2 separate regions of the Mus musculus genome follow, and region 1 is linked to region 2. The links are chromatin contacts, found by Hi-C or POLR2A ChIA-PET in ENCODE. All regions are on one chromosome and are shown on one strand. Each heading gives the region's core, a stretch centred on a gene start or an enhancer-like site at or near the end of the contact. The rest is flanking DNA. Distances are from core to core; before and after follow the strand shown. Region 1 overlaps Prkce (protein kinase C, epsilon). Region 2 holds the start of Prkce (protein kinase C, epsilon).

Region 1 (6,579 bases), core at 1,344-3,843, 100 kb before region 2:
AGGTCCAAGGCACAGCCAGGCATAAGTGTGAGCCTTCAAAAGCATCAAAGAGTAAAAGGGAGCCCTAGTGTAGAACAGCGGAATCCCCTCCGAGCCCATGGGAATGTAACTGAAGCCACCCAGATCTACAAACCCAATTCCCAAGTGACAAAGGTCAGCTGGAAGCAAAAACATGCGGATTGAATGGGAACAAAAGCTGGAGTTTGGGTGTAAATCTGGACCTCATTCAGTTGGTCACCATCTTTTCCAACACAGTGGGGCCAATTTGGCAATGCCCCCAGATCATAGTCTCTTCCAACAGAGATAGATATAGACTGATCCTAGTGGCCAGAGGTAACAGGAATCCCAAACCTTCCTCTTCCTCTTCCTCTTCCTCTTCCTCCCCCTCCCTCTCCTTCTCCCACTCTCCCTCCTCTTCCTCCTGTTTGATGAGACTTAATATGCTTTCACAGTATTTTTGATATGGCAAAAGCACAAAGGTATCTGGCAGCTACTCCCCAGGAGTGTAGCTACAGAGAGCTTACCAACCCAAGGACCCAGGTTGAGAGGTCAGCTGGCATGGGAGAACCCAGCAAGCCTTGACCCTCCCAGGTGCCTAATGTGCAGACTCCCAGATGGGAACCGGCAACTTGCTGGGTGGTCCTGAAGGGAGGCTTCACAAACAGGGAGACCTGGACTCAGCTTTTATGATTCCTGGAAAGGATGAACGGGTTGTAGGCAGCACCAGCTGAAGGAGAAAGGTTACAAAAGCCACCACCCTGGGAACAGAACACAGCAGCCTGAAGCCCAGCAGGGAAGGTTTGAAATCAGACAAGGAGGTACTTATCTCACACAAGCAGCCAGGGCTTTGCTGGAAGCCAAAAGAAGTTTGGCACACTATCCCAACCATCACGGAGGGATGAGAGAGGAAAGGAGCCAGACGCAGAAAGAGGAGAGACTCGGCTAGGGTCTTCCTCAGACTTCTAGAATATCCTGGGCTCCAGAATATACTGACATCGCCCTAAACCCTGTGACAAAGTTCAGAAAACAGCACATGCTTCCGGAAGTCATGAGAATGGCACAGCTACCAAGTTGATAAAACACTTGGGAACAGAGTAAATGCTGTCAGTTCTGTAAGTGACAGTTTCTAGTACAAGGAATAATGCAAAGCCTCCTGCTAGCATGGAATCCTTCCTGTATTTTGATTACTCTTTCAGAAAAATGTAAGACTTCAAATCGCTTTCAAAGTTCTCAGGGACAAGAATGGGGACATTAACATGGGGACACAAAGATTTTTCATTCTACACAGAACTGGTGAGAGACAGGGCCAGCTCTGAACTCTGACCTGGGACATGTGTTGGTTGGTTTTGCTGTTTCTTTTTTTTTGCCCTTGAACATCAAGACACTCAGCATCAGCACCACGTCCACTATCCAGACATGGGAATGATAGGGCCCAGGACAGGGGACCGTGTGCTTTAGCTAGGTATAATGTCACTATGACTACGTGTTCAGAGAGTTTCCTCTCCTGTTCCATCAGGAATGTATCCCCTGTCTATTCTTCTAGATAATTCTCTGGTTCATCCTCCATCAAGCCACAGCCCCCAGGTTCCAGCCCTCTAGGCCTTTCACAGCTTCTGTTGCTGATGTGTCTTCTGTGGCAGTGAGTCCTGAAAGTCAACTCGCACATACGAGAACGACTATAGGAGATCAGTCTGGCTCTCCTCAGGAGTTGCCCTTATGGGGTGATCTGTGGAGTAAACTTGGATTTCATTTCACCCCACTGCCAACACATGCAGACAACCTCCGGTGTCTGATGAGGCCTTCTCTCGTCCTTTCTTTCTGTCGCTCAATTTCCTATGTGCATATACTGTCTTTAATGTGCCCAGTGGCTTGCAGCAAGGTGCTGCCAGCCTTAGAGAGAAGAAGCCAAGGCCTACAAAAGGGGAAAACATTCCACGGCATACGCAGCTTCCTCCAGGAAACCTTCCTGGATCGCCGTGGGTCCCAAAAGACTCCTCCCTCCTCTGACGCCGGAGGCTGCGGCTCATTTCCTGCACAGGTGTATCTCTTCCTAATTGGATGCAGGGCTGCTTCCAGCCTTTCAGCACCTCCAAAAGATCTAAAGTCACACTGGAGAGACTCAAAGAGTAGCAGGTGCTTGCTAGATGGCCTCGGACCAGAACTAACCCGGGATTTCCCCAAGAGATCCTTCCCTTCCTCTTGGAAGCTAGGCAGGAGTGCAGAGGCAGACTTGTGAGGAGGCCCTCCACAAGTTACTCACCGGCCCAACTAGCTATTTCTGTCTGACTCCTGGCATGATAACCAAGGCACCTCTGTGCTTGAACCAAAGCAGACAGTTTAGATGAAAAGAAAGAGCCCTGAAGAGGAGGTGAGGAGGTGCTGCTGCAGCCTAAACTGGGGGGGGGGGGGGTCACCATCCCTTCCTAGGCTCTCTTGCTCTGTTCCCTCAATAGCTCAAGGGGAGGGCTGATCAAGTGTCCCCAAGGCTAGGCAGTACAGGCAGCCTCAAGACACAGCCAGCCCCTCCCCCAGCACTTCCTAGCCCTGCGCTGACGTGGGTAAATCAGAGCCATGTGGCTGGCTCCTCTTCTGACACATGTGTCAGCTCCTCTCGAAGGCCCCTGCCCCCCTCAGCATGATGTGCTCCCTCTACACAGAACCTGGAGCTGGCTGCCTTCCATGGTAGAACTTCTGTGACATTAAATGATGACCCCCACAGCCAACTCGTTTGCCACAGATCAGCACTGCCTTGCACTGGTATGTTTTCTTCCTACATTTGTGTAGAACAGTGATTTAAAACTTGGGGTTAGGACAGGGAGAAAAGTACGGTGCCCCGCGGCAGAGAGGAGAGTGTGGGAAAGTCCTATTCGAAAATAGCGTCCACTAAATCGACTTCTCATTTCAGCAACAGGCACAGAATGAGTTAAGTCTGAAAAAGCATGAGCTTCGAAGGGCAAAAATTTACATGTGGACATTCATAGCGCACTTATTCAAAATGGCCCAAGAAAATCATCACCCAGAGGCTAGTGAACTGATAGCTAAAGTGCACTACATTCACTGGAGCAAGACCTGGCACAGCTGCAAAAAGGACCTGTGCTTTACACACACACACACACACACACACACACACACACACACGGTGACATGGATGAAACGTAAGGACAACATACTGAGCAGAAGACGCCCGATATAATCACTGCGACATAATCACTGCGTATGATTTCATTCCTGTAGAACATCAAGGAATGGGCAGAAAGCCGGGTTGGCTGTTGACGAGGGGTGGGAGGGACGAGTGATGAGTTAATGAGTGTGGGCTCCTCCGTGACTCAATGAACGATGAACACGTCCTGAGCACTGGGATAACTGTCGTGTAAATGTAACTGCATTTTAAGCCTTTGAGCTGCACTCTTTAGATGGGTGGAGCCTGTACTAAGGGACTTGTATCTCAATAAGGCACTGTGCTCTGTTTTCAAGAACTGGGAGGGCTCAGGTTTAAATGTGATCCCACCAATGCATTAACAATGGAATTCCCAAAGGTGCTCATGGTTTCCTGGCCTGGAACCTTCAGAGTGTAATTAGGATTAGAGGATGTTTGAGAGTTGATGCATACGTTGGCATTAATGGCTTTCGAAGAATTAGAGAAGGAGAAGACCATTTGCTACCTCATTACACAAGGCCCCTGCCATGTTTACAGGCAGCAAGCAGGCCCTTAGCAGAAGCTAAGCAAATGATGGTCTATGCATGATGCTCTTGGGCTTTCCAGTCTCCACGCTTTGAGCTAGATGAGCTTATGTCCCTTGTACATTATTTGATCTCAGATATTTTGCTACAGAAACAGAAAATAATGGCCTAAAACATTGGCAGAGATCAGAAATAGACAACGTGAAACAAAACTAGCCTCTCCCTCAGAACCCCATAATGGGGCTAACTACAAGGAGATCTTAAACTCTTGTCCTTCAGGAACTATCCTGTATCCAGAGTCAATCCATTCTCATTTGTTGTCATGTCTCCTCAGGTTCCACCAGGCATGGCCCCGGCGCACCTTCTCTCTTTTTCTTGGAATCTCTCCCCCCCACCCCATCTTGTGAGATCTAATACCAACAGCCAGTCTTGCTTTGTCATGTCACACCCTGACTACCCCCACAAGACCCAGGACTTTCAGGTACCTGATCTCCGTGATGTAAACAGGAAGAGAGCAAGGCCCAGCAATGCCACATGATCCGCGACAGACGCAGCAAAAATGTCCCGAGAGGCCATGAGAGTCTGCAAAGTATTCTAGATGAAACAAAGCCCCTGGTATTATGGAGTCTGTAAAGCTGATTTCATTCTAGCAGGAAGAAGTTGGGGAACCCCATACAAATAAAGGGATGCACACCGTTGCTATACAGTAGCAGGTGAGTAGATTTCCATTCTTAACTTGGTGGTCAGTGAAGGCTTCTCTCACGGGGTGTCGTTTAAACCGAGCCCTGAAATGTGTGCAGCAAGGAGCCAGTGGACATCGTAAGAAAGACTACTCGAGGTGTTGAACTGACAAATTCACATGTAGGGCCAAGAAAGGAACTTGATCGCTGTCCTACTGTGAGGAATGCGTAAGTATCATTCCCCATTTTACAGGAGGAAAAACAAGTCACAGAACAGTTAGGTGATAAATCCCAATGCTGCCCAGTGCCTCCATGCAGTATCCAAGACATAGGCAGGCAGCTTTATCTGTCCCCCTTGTCCTTAGCCTGTCCACCCCCCAGTCTTTTGTCCTGGCCCACTTGTGGACATGATCCTTCTCCACACTGGCCTCCTCTCTGTTCGATGACATAGCTTGGTGGGTCTGCCTTTCAGTGGGTCTTCCTTCTGCTCAATGAAGCCCACCTGTCACCTTCCATCCTTGGTAATTCTCTAGCAGGTCCCTGAGGCACCACCTCTTGTTCTTGTTACCTCAGCCTCATTACAGGCTCCCTCCATGTGCTTAGCTCAAACCTGTTCTCCTGGTTGGTTTCCTGAGAGGATGTTTGACTCCCCTGCCCCCTCTTCGCATTTCCAATGAAATAAATTCCTTCCAGTTTAGGAGTAGGGAGGCGAAGTCATCAGCTCTCTGTACATGTTGAGTTCCACACTGGCAATTTCAATCAGGCAGAGTTCAGAATTATTTTTAAAACATTGTTCACCCATATTGTGTCAGCTAGGTTTTCATCTCTACGGTAAAATACCTGGCAATGACAACTTAAATAGCAGGCGTATCTCTTTGGGCTCTCAGTTTCCAAGGTTCCGGTCCATGGTCATCTGATTCCACTGCTTTTGACCCAAGGCACAGCAGTGTGGGTGGCAGAGAGGATGCGATTTTAAATATATGGGGAGAATATGCACTTGTTTTATGCAAACATTGCTCCATTTTATGGAAGGGATCTGTGTAGCCTTAGATGCCCTTACCCTCAGAGGTCATGGATCTAGTCCCCTGAGGATGTTCAAGGGCAGCTGCAAGGAGCACACACATGGCTTTTTAAAAACCAAAATGCCTCGAATCTCTCAACTTCCACTATTATTTTTAGCAGCTTTCACGGAATGCCCTGAAGACAGAATGACCCAAGTACATTTAAACAGCAAGCATAGGTAAGTTTTCATATACTCTCACATCTCATTCACTCCAAGCTGTAAACTGCCCTTCAGCCCCAAGGGTCCTCACAGGCCTCTGTCACCTGTCCCCTGCCCCGGCATGCGACCTCTAGCTCACAGCAATCACTAGTTTACTTGTTAGCATTTTCTAGAATGTTCTATTAATGGAATTATAAGTATGTCCTTTTTAAAAAGGGCATCTGGCCTTTTCCACTCAGCATAATGTATAGTGATACATTTATTTTTGTCTTTGTATTGCTACCTCCTCTTCGTTGTAAGATAGGCTAGTCTGCTCATCCACTCTGTCCTGATGAACATGTGGGTTGTTTCCAGTTGGGGGCAATGCAAGTGAAACTGCTATGAGCGGTCCAGTGTAAGATGCTGAAGGGCAAACCAGAAACTGAGTAACTGAGGGCATGAGCTGACTTTCTGATTTGGGACAGTCTGGAGGCCTTACAGTAGGAGAGGGCTGAAGGGATGGAATTTGAGAAAAACTCGGTCCCTCCTTTGATTTATCTTGGGTAAATACCTAAGGAGTGGAGTAACCAGATCAGATGGGCAGTTGATGGTCAGCTTTTTAGTACGATAATAAAATATTTTCTAAATGGGCTGTATGGCCATTATTTTCCAAATCTAAAACCTTGGCGTTCCCCAGCCTTTTTAGATGGCCCAGTACTTCTTGTGCTGTCTCTTGAGCCCCTCCTTCCTCTCTGCTCTGTCACCTGCTGCCAGCAGACTTGAGCTTTAGAAGTCCAAGAGCTGAGACAGCAGGATGGATCTCCCTTTCACAAGCATGTGTTTATCTTTCTTAGTTTGATCTGCTCCCATCAACTTCGTTCACACAGCCAGCATGGTATTTGAAGAGCTCCCCCGGTGGCTGTCACCTTCCTCTGTGGCTGTCACCTTCCCCCATGGTCAGCTTCCACAGTTCTTGGCAGCTCAGACTGTGCCTAATACACAACTGGAAGTCAGTTT
Region 2 (7,099 bases), core at 2,673-5,172:
CTTCCGATCTACTTCGAGTACCACTCATTTGCAACTAAATTACCACTTAAGTGTCGTGTGTGTGTGTGTGTGTGTGTGTGTGTGTGTGTGTGTGTGTCTGTGTCTGTGTCTGTGTTTGCACATGTATGAATGTACATGTATACATTTATATACGCATATCTATATATGTGTGTATATATATACATATGCGTATATTAATATATGTATATATGTGCATATGAACATATATATGCTACTGTCCTTTCCCTAGAGAGATGAAAGTCCCTTTAGAGTAACCTGTTGCCTCTTTTTATCCTTGGGTTGATTAAAACAGTCAGCTTGGTAGAATTTGACCACATAAGGGGAACTTGGCGGACAGATGAGTTCAGAGATGGCTGAAGTACTCCACAGTAAAGACGGGGTAGCTACTTTGTACCCTCCACATCCCTGCACTTCAGGCTGTGCTACAGAGCCACACCTATGGAATGGTACACCTCTTCATTTCTCCAAAGAAGAGAGCACAAGGGTTTGAGCCCAGGAAATTCTACCCATAACTATGATGCTGTGTGTGTACTTGGGTGACAGGCATGGGGGGAAGGTGGTCCTTTTGTGACTTGTCTCCATTTCTAGCTGTGTGGCTGGGGTCCCCATACTCATTTCTGAGATCAGTCACAGCATCCCCCAGTCAGAACCAGCTCCACCATTTGAGTCATGCTTTGAGCTTCTCTCAGTCTTGTTTTTAATCTGTCCAATGCCTGTCATATCCAATTCACACTTGCTATAAGGCAGAAGAGATAATGATTTTGAAAGCACTTTACGTTATCACACACAATAAAAATGTCAGGGCCACAGCATATGAATCTGCAGGGCTAATAAATAGCCTGGGAGACCAGACAGACTGTTCCCCACTGGGCAAACAGTGAGCCATGGGAGGTGAGGGCTCAACCTCCAACCCACCTGTGCTTGCCATGCGACCTTGGGGACCCACTTAGCTTCTCTGGAACTCAATGTCCTTGTCTGGAAATGTTGCTTGTGCACTAGAAGATCTGGTCTACAGCCAAATCCAGTATAAATGGAAGAACCTTGGAGAACAGATATTAAGCAAGAAGCTCTGACTGAACACTTCCTTAGAAGAGCTGAGGAGAGAGAGTAGCGTCCTGTTCTGCTCTGGCTTTGGAGGAGCCCCCAGTTCAGTGTTGCCAGAGAAACTCAGATACATCCTTCCAGCCGGCGCATGGATGTGGAAGACTTGAACCTTCTGCTCATCTTTTCTGCCTTCTGCCCACTGCTTATGCCCTCTGAGACCCTCCTGCAACAGGCCCCACCTTCCTGATACTCTAGTCAAAAATCCTCTTCCCCTTTTATACAAAACCACAGATGTTTAGCACTGAAGTCTGTTTGTGAAGCTGGTTAGCCCCCCATGCCCCTTTGGGCATCACGGCGAACAGCAGTGAAAGGAGAGTGGGTGAAGGGGTGGGGGTGAGACTGAGGTCGGGATCCTAAAGTTTGCCTGCTGTCTACTTTAATGGAAGCCACAGACCTCCCAGCGTTGAGCTGTGGTTTACAAGGGTTGCCCTGAAAGCCTCTTTAGTAACCATGGTTTCCAGAAGGCTCTCCCACATCCAGGAGCATAAAAAGAGCAGGTCCCCTCCCCCCATCTCCCCCTAAAAGCTCCATGTCCTTGAAAATATATATTTAAAAATGTGAAGTAGAGTGACATGCCAAGGGCATGTGCACCCTCTGACCCTCCGATATTCATGAAGTTATCTGCTGTCAGCAGAGTGATTCTCCCACAGCTCTTCATAAGGCAGCACAGACAGCCCTCTGTGAAGACCAAAGAATCGGGGGAAAACATATCCATCCGTAGCAACACTTGCTCCAGATAGAAACATGTAACAAACCTGAAGATAGAGATACCCACTTCCTAACTGAATGCTGCTCCTACAAGAAGAGAGAAGCAAGCGGGGAGGGGGTTGTTTTTTCTGACTGCCCACGTGCCAAGGTTGGATGCATTTGGTTTAAGGTATATTGGCGAGGCCTACTTCAAAATCCCTCCTATGTGACAGTGGAATCAGCTAACAGTTAGCTCAATTTCAGAAATAGTGTTTGATCCTACAATATCTTGACAATCAAAGTCTGCAAGCATAAAATCTTAAGATTCAAAGTCCTGACTTCCTATCACCACAAGCCCTTTTGAGAATACGGCATTCTAAACAGATGGGCAAAGCAAGCTGGTGTTATGTTTGTAGGACCTATAGAGGGGACACTGGGGGTGAGGACCTTTCTGGTATGTCATCAAATGAGCTAAACAGTTGTTTAGGAAGAGGGGGCTTCCTACCAGAAAGACGGCTTTATAAAACTACTCACTAGGCTACCCAGGATAAAGCCAGGAGGCACAAAAACCCTCCAGTCTGAGCTCCACGTGTCTCTCCAAGGACAGAGAGACCCACCCACACACAGTCGCTCAGCCAAGTCCACCAGGGACTTGCAGATTCCTTCCACCAACCTATGCACCTGCATTCCGGGTTCTCTCCCAACTTGCAAGCCACCTGTACTGCCCACTGTTGGGAGGGCACGGGGGGGGGGGCAAGGGATAGTGCCCATCTGTCAAATCTCGTCTTTCATACCCTACTGTATATGTCTCTTCAGCTAGGAAATAAAACGTGCCTCTTCAAGAAAACTGAGCCGCACATGCACACACAGACAGCCCAGAGCCCCAGGACCAATGCTCAGGCAGCAAGTCTTTCCCTGGGACCCGGGACTCCCGGACGTGGAGGACCGACTCACCCAGTCCTCGAAGTGACGGCTCCCATTCTGCAGCAGCTCCTCGAACTGGATGGTGCAGTTGGCCACGAAGTCGTCGTAGCCGATAGGAGCGTCGTGAAAGACAGCCAGCTCGATCTTGCGCCCATTGCACACATCGGTGACGAACTCATCGTGCCAGGCCGGGCTGTTGGTCTTTTGCTTGGTGGCTGTTTGGCCGATGCGCGAGTCGTCCACGTTAAGGGCAATGTAGGGGTCCAAAAGGAACGTCTGTGGCCGGGGTCCCACCGCATGGCGCAGCGACCAGGCTGTGGGCTTCAAGCTCACCGCCTCGCAGATTTTGATCTTAAGAAGGCCATTGAACACTACCATGGTCGGGGCGGGGGTCACTCCGTCCGCCCCGAGGGCAGGATTGAAGAGCAGGAGCAGGCGCGCCGGGAGCCTGGGGGACTCCTGGGTCCCCTCTTGCCCCACCCCACTCACTCGCTACACCTTGTGGCGCTGCCTCCTGGCGCCGCCGATTCTCAGCGAGTGCATGTATTTCCTCGCCGGATTCCTAACGGAAAACAGGGAGGGGGGAGAGCTGGAGACGTCCGTTTTTTTGGAGCAAGTCTCTCCCCCCCACCACCGGCGACACCTCCACGGCAGGAGACGAGCTGTCGCCTCCGCTGCAAGCCGCGGGGGCTGCCTCGCCGCCTCGCTGGTTCTTCGGGTCCGTGTGCGGAGAAGCAGGCGCCGCGCCCGGCGCTCACCTACCTTTCCGAAACATAATCCCCGGGCAATTTCGACTCCCGGAGGGGGAGGGGGCGGCGGGACGGGGCGGGGACGAGAACCGGGGGCACAGATTTCAACCCGGATCCTCTTCGCCCACCCAGCGCCTGCCTCGGACGGCGCGGGGCGGAGGGTGGACTGAGGGATGTGCAGTCTATCCGGAGGGATGCATGTCGAGAGGAAATGGTCCTCCCCGGAGCCAAATTTTTAAAAAATCCACAAGCCGCACGATCAGCCCCGCCGTCACCTCCCGGGTTAAGCAGAGTCGCGCCGTAGCCGGCGATCGCGAGGCGCCCGGTGCCTGGGATCTCACATCCGCGCGGGCTTGGGAGGTAGAGGTGGCCGCCACTTGGGTTCGGGGCGCAGGCCGGCACCCGGCGGTGCGCAGCGCGGCGGCCGGGCAGGGACTGCGACTCCGCGCGGCCCCTCCTCCCGCCCGCCGGCGCCCGCCCGCCCGCCGCGCTCCCCGCGTCCGCGCTCTCGGCTGCCGCCGGCTCGCCGCCCGCCAGAGCGCTCAGCCCGCGATCTGCTTCCCTCGATCGCTGTGCGAGCGATTCTCCCTCCCTCTAATGCAGGAAATGCGCAAAAGACGTCAGTGTGTGTGAGTGTGTGTGTGTGTGTGTGTGTGTGTGTGTGTGTGTGTGTGTGCACGCGCGCGCGCGCGCGCCACTGTTTGGGGAAATAGAAAGTTTTGCCGGTTGGGGGAGCAATACGGGAAAAGTGAGCCGAGCAGAAAAGAGCAGGAGCGGGCCGGCCGGGTCCGTTTGCCGTGGCGCGCGGGGGAGCTGAGGAAGGACTCCGCGCGGAACCCAGGAGTGTGGCGTCGCGGAGGTGCGGGAGCGACTGTCGCAGGCCGAGTCTGTGCTCCTCGGATCTGCACCAGGAGAGCGGGGTCTGGACCCGGAGAGCAGCGGGCCGCGCTTTTCTCTCGCACCCTGCGGCCAACACTATCACTTAAAACTGGGCCTGGTGGAATGGAGGGGGTCGCAATGTCCAAGAAGACTAATCACCTTCCCCCACTCTGCCTGGACTGCGGCGGTCACCAGTCGCCCGCGGAGAGCTGGCCTATTTGTCACTCTGCCCTGGGATTCTCTACTGTGCCGCGATGGGGGAGGGGACACCCGGACTGCTGAGCCCTTCGGCTGGGTGTGAGTTTTGAAACCCTCTTTTTTTCCCCCTTGAGGAGACTCTCCCCTCTGGGGATTTGTTCTGGGCCTGATTGGGTTGCGAGAACTTGTGGAAGACTAGTAGAACCTGGGCCCGGCCTGGTTCGAATGTCTGTTTATTTCTCAAAGTGACTCCTCCTACTTATGCGGGACCTTGTGTGTGCCCCTTAAGAGGACAAGGCTTGATCCGCGCCCTGACAACCGGCGTTCGGGCTGCGGGAAAGCCCGATGCGTCCTCCTGGGGTCCAGTGGCTGTATCCATACTAATTTCCTCGGTAACCTTTAAACTCTCTGGAAGCAGCCGCGACGGCGGCTGGTCACGTGAGGCGAGCCCTGGGCTGCTGGGGAAGAATTTCCTGGGCCAGGGACCAGGACCGGGAAGGCGGGCGGCAGGGAATGGCTCTGTGCCGAGGGGGACTGGGAACCTGGGAGCGCCGGGCGGGGCGCGCCAGGCCCCGGGCGCCGCGCAGCGGGAACTTCCAGCCTGCGCCCGGGAAGGGGTTCGTCCCGCAGCTCTCCGCCGTGTGAGTGGAAAAAGAAAACCTCCGCCCTCACCCGAGTGCCAAGGCAAGTCCGGCTGTTCGTTCGGATGGTGAAAAGCTAAGTGTTTATCTGGCGACTCTGATAAGTGTGGATCAAAATGTACAAACCGCATTCCATTCACTTTTTCCTCTGTGGAAAAGGGTTATCATTTCTTGTAGTTTAAAGATGAGAAGGCAGTCTCCAGGAATGACATACCAAGTACAGTACACACACACACACACACACACACACACACACACACACACACAGAGTTCAGGGGTTTGAGTTCAGGCAGATCTCCTCCTAAAGTTTAAGTGTGCAGTCACGCCCCCTCCCCGTAGCTCACTTACTTTCCTGACAGCCAGTCCTGTTGCGTGGGATAAAAATGCACCTTTGCTATACAGATGCTGATAAAAATGCACCTTTGGCAATGATTATGGCCTTAAGATCATTGGCGCCTAAAAAATAATTTTAAAACTTCCTATAAGGACATGCAGCAAAACGTAATGACAATGAGACTTTCTCTCCAGGCTATGTGTTTAAGAAGCAGGCCCAGTGCTAAAAGAACAAAACAAAACAAAACAAAAAACCGGTAGGGATACACTCTAGGTTAAAGAATGCCCCCCCCCAAATCATTAAACAAAATGGTATTTAAAATATTTTTGAATAAAAGGTAATATTTTTAAAATAAAAGGTATTATTAATTTTCAGGATGAATAGAACATGCTAGTTTTAGGTCTTTTTAAATAGTTCACTAAGTACAGTTCTCTTTACTCAGGTTCTTGGCATCCATCAAGATTTTCACATAAACGGAAGGCTTCATTTGCCCTACTCTGCCCCGGCCCTGCTGGGCAGTCCAGCCAGGCAGGGATTTCTTGAAGTTAGAGATCCGAACTTAACTAGTTGGTGTTTCTTGATATGTCTCCAATTTTGTCTGATGGGCCCTATCTTACGTGCAAATAGAGTTGGAATCGGAAAATCATAGACATGATCCCTTCTTTTTTGGCATACTAAACAAGAAATAAATTTAAAATTAAACACTGAATTTGAACTTTAGAGTTTGTTTATCCCCCCCCCCTCCACTCCTCCCACACCCTGCTTCTACCAGCAAACAAAATGCCAGTAGCTTGCATTGGATGAATGTTTATATTAAAAGGGAGAAGTTGGGTATTCTCTGTGCAAACAGTGTGCTCATTACATCTTTGTTTCTAAATAAATCTCTCACCTTCCCACTCTCTAACCTAGCCACATAAAAACTCCCCAGGGACACCATGGATATGTGAGACACTAGCTTGTCAAAATCTCTCTCTCTCTCTCTCTCTTTCTCTCTCTCTCTCTCCCTCTCCCTCTCTCTCTCTCTCTCTCTCTCTCTCTCTCTCTCTCTCTCTCTCACACACACACACACACACACACACACCCTGATTTCAAGACAGGGTCCCACTAAGTAGTTCTGGCTGTCCTGGAACTCACTATGTAGACCACCCTGGCCTTGAACTCACAGAGATCTTCTTGCCTCTACCTCCCAAGTGCTGGGATTCAAAGGCATGAGTATCTATGCTTGATATAAGGGAGCACTCTTAAATTTACCTGGAGGAGAGGTAGGTTTAAAATAACCTGCTTCAGACTCCAGGTGAATAGGAAAACAGGCCCTTGCCAGCTAGGGCTTACAATATAAACTTCTGATCCTAATTACTGCCTGGTTGGTCTTCCTCTTGGCCCTTGTATACAATGTAAAGGGCAGGAAGGCAACTATGTATACATTGAGTTAAATGCCCTTTGGATTGTAACAATAGTCTAGTTATTTCGTAATCTCTGAGAAATGGCAGGGGAGAGGAAGATAAAAAATGATGTAAGAATGTACAAAGACGATGAAGCTGGGGTGCGTGCAGAAAGGGCTA

What was found. A loop is a pair of places that touch in the nucleus more often than their neighbours do. ChIA-PET counts read pairs that join two places held with the same protein, here RNA polymerase II (POLR2A).
Region 1: a loop to region 2 is called in a map of CH12.LX, with 3 times the contacts of the local background. The contact joins the enhancer-like site here to the promoter of Prkce in region 2. A Hi-C loop is called at or near these places in 1 of 37 maps with a recorded cell type or tissue (CH12.LX). POLR2A ChIA-PET finds 5 or more read pairs at or near these places in 1 of 5 experiments (Patski).

Annotation. Positions count from the first base shown.
Region 1 is chr17:86,267,454-86,274,032 of GRCm38, reverse strand. All of the region lies in intron 1 of Prkce (protein kinase C, epsilon), which reads right to left. Among named protein-coding and RNA genes, the nearest start is that of 2010106C02Rik, 16 kb to the left of the region's middle. Within about 2 kb of position 2,593, at least 2 of the 3 ENCODE cell types and tissues checked have a DNase peak (open chromatin) inside an H3K27ac peak, as active enhancers do.
Region 2 is chr17:86,164,608-86,171,706 of GRCm38, reverse strand. Prkce (protein kinase C, epsilon) reads right to left here and starts at 3,922. Exons shown (of 15, transcript NM_011104.3): 1 at 2,767-3,922. The coding sequence starts at 3,114. It overlaps Gm5817 (predicted gene 5817), which reads left to right and starts at 4,222. Exons shown (of 2, transcript NR_165800.1): 1 at 4,222-5,246; 2 at 5,980-6,240.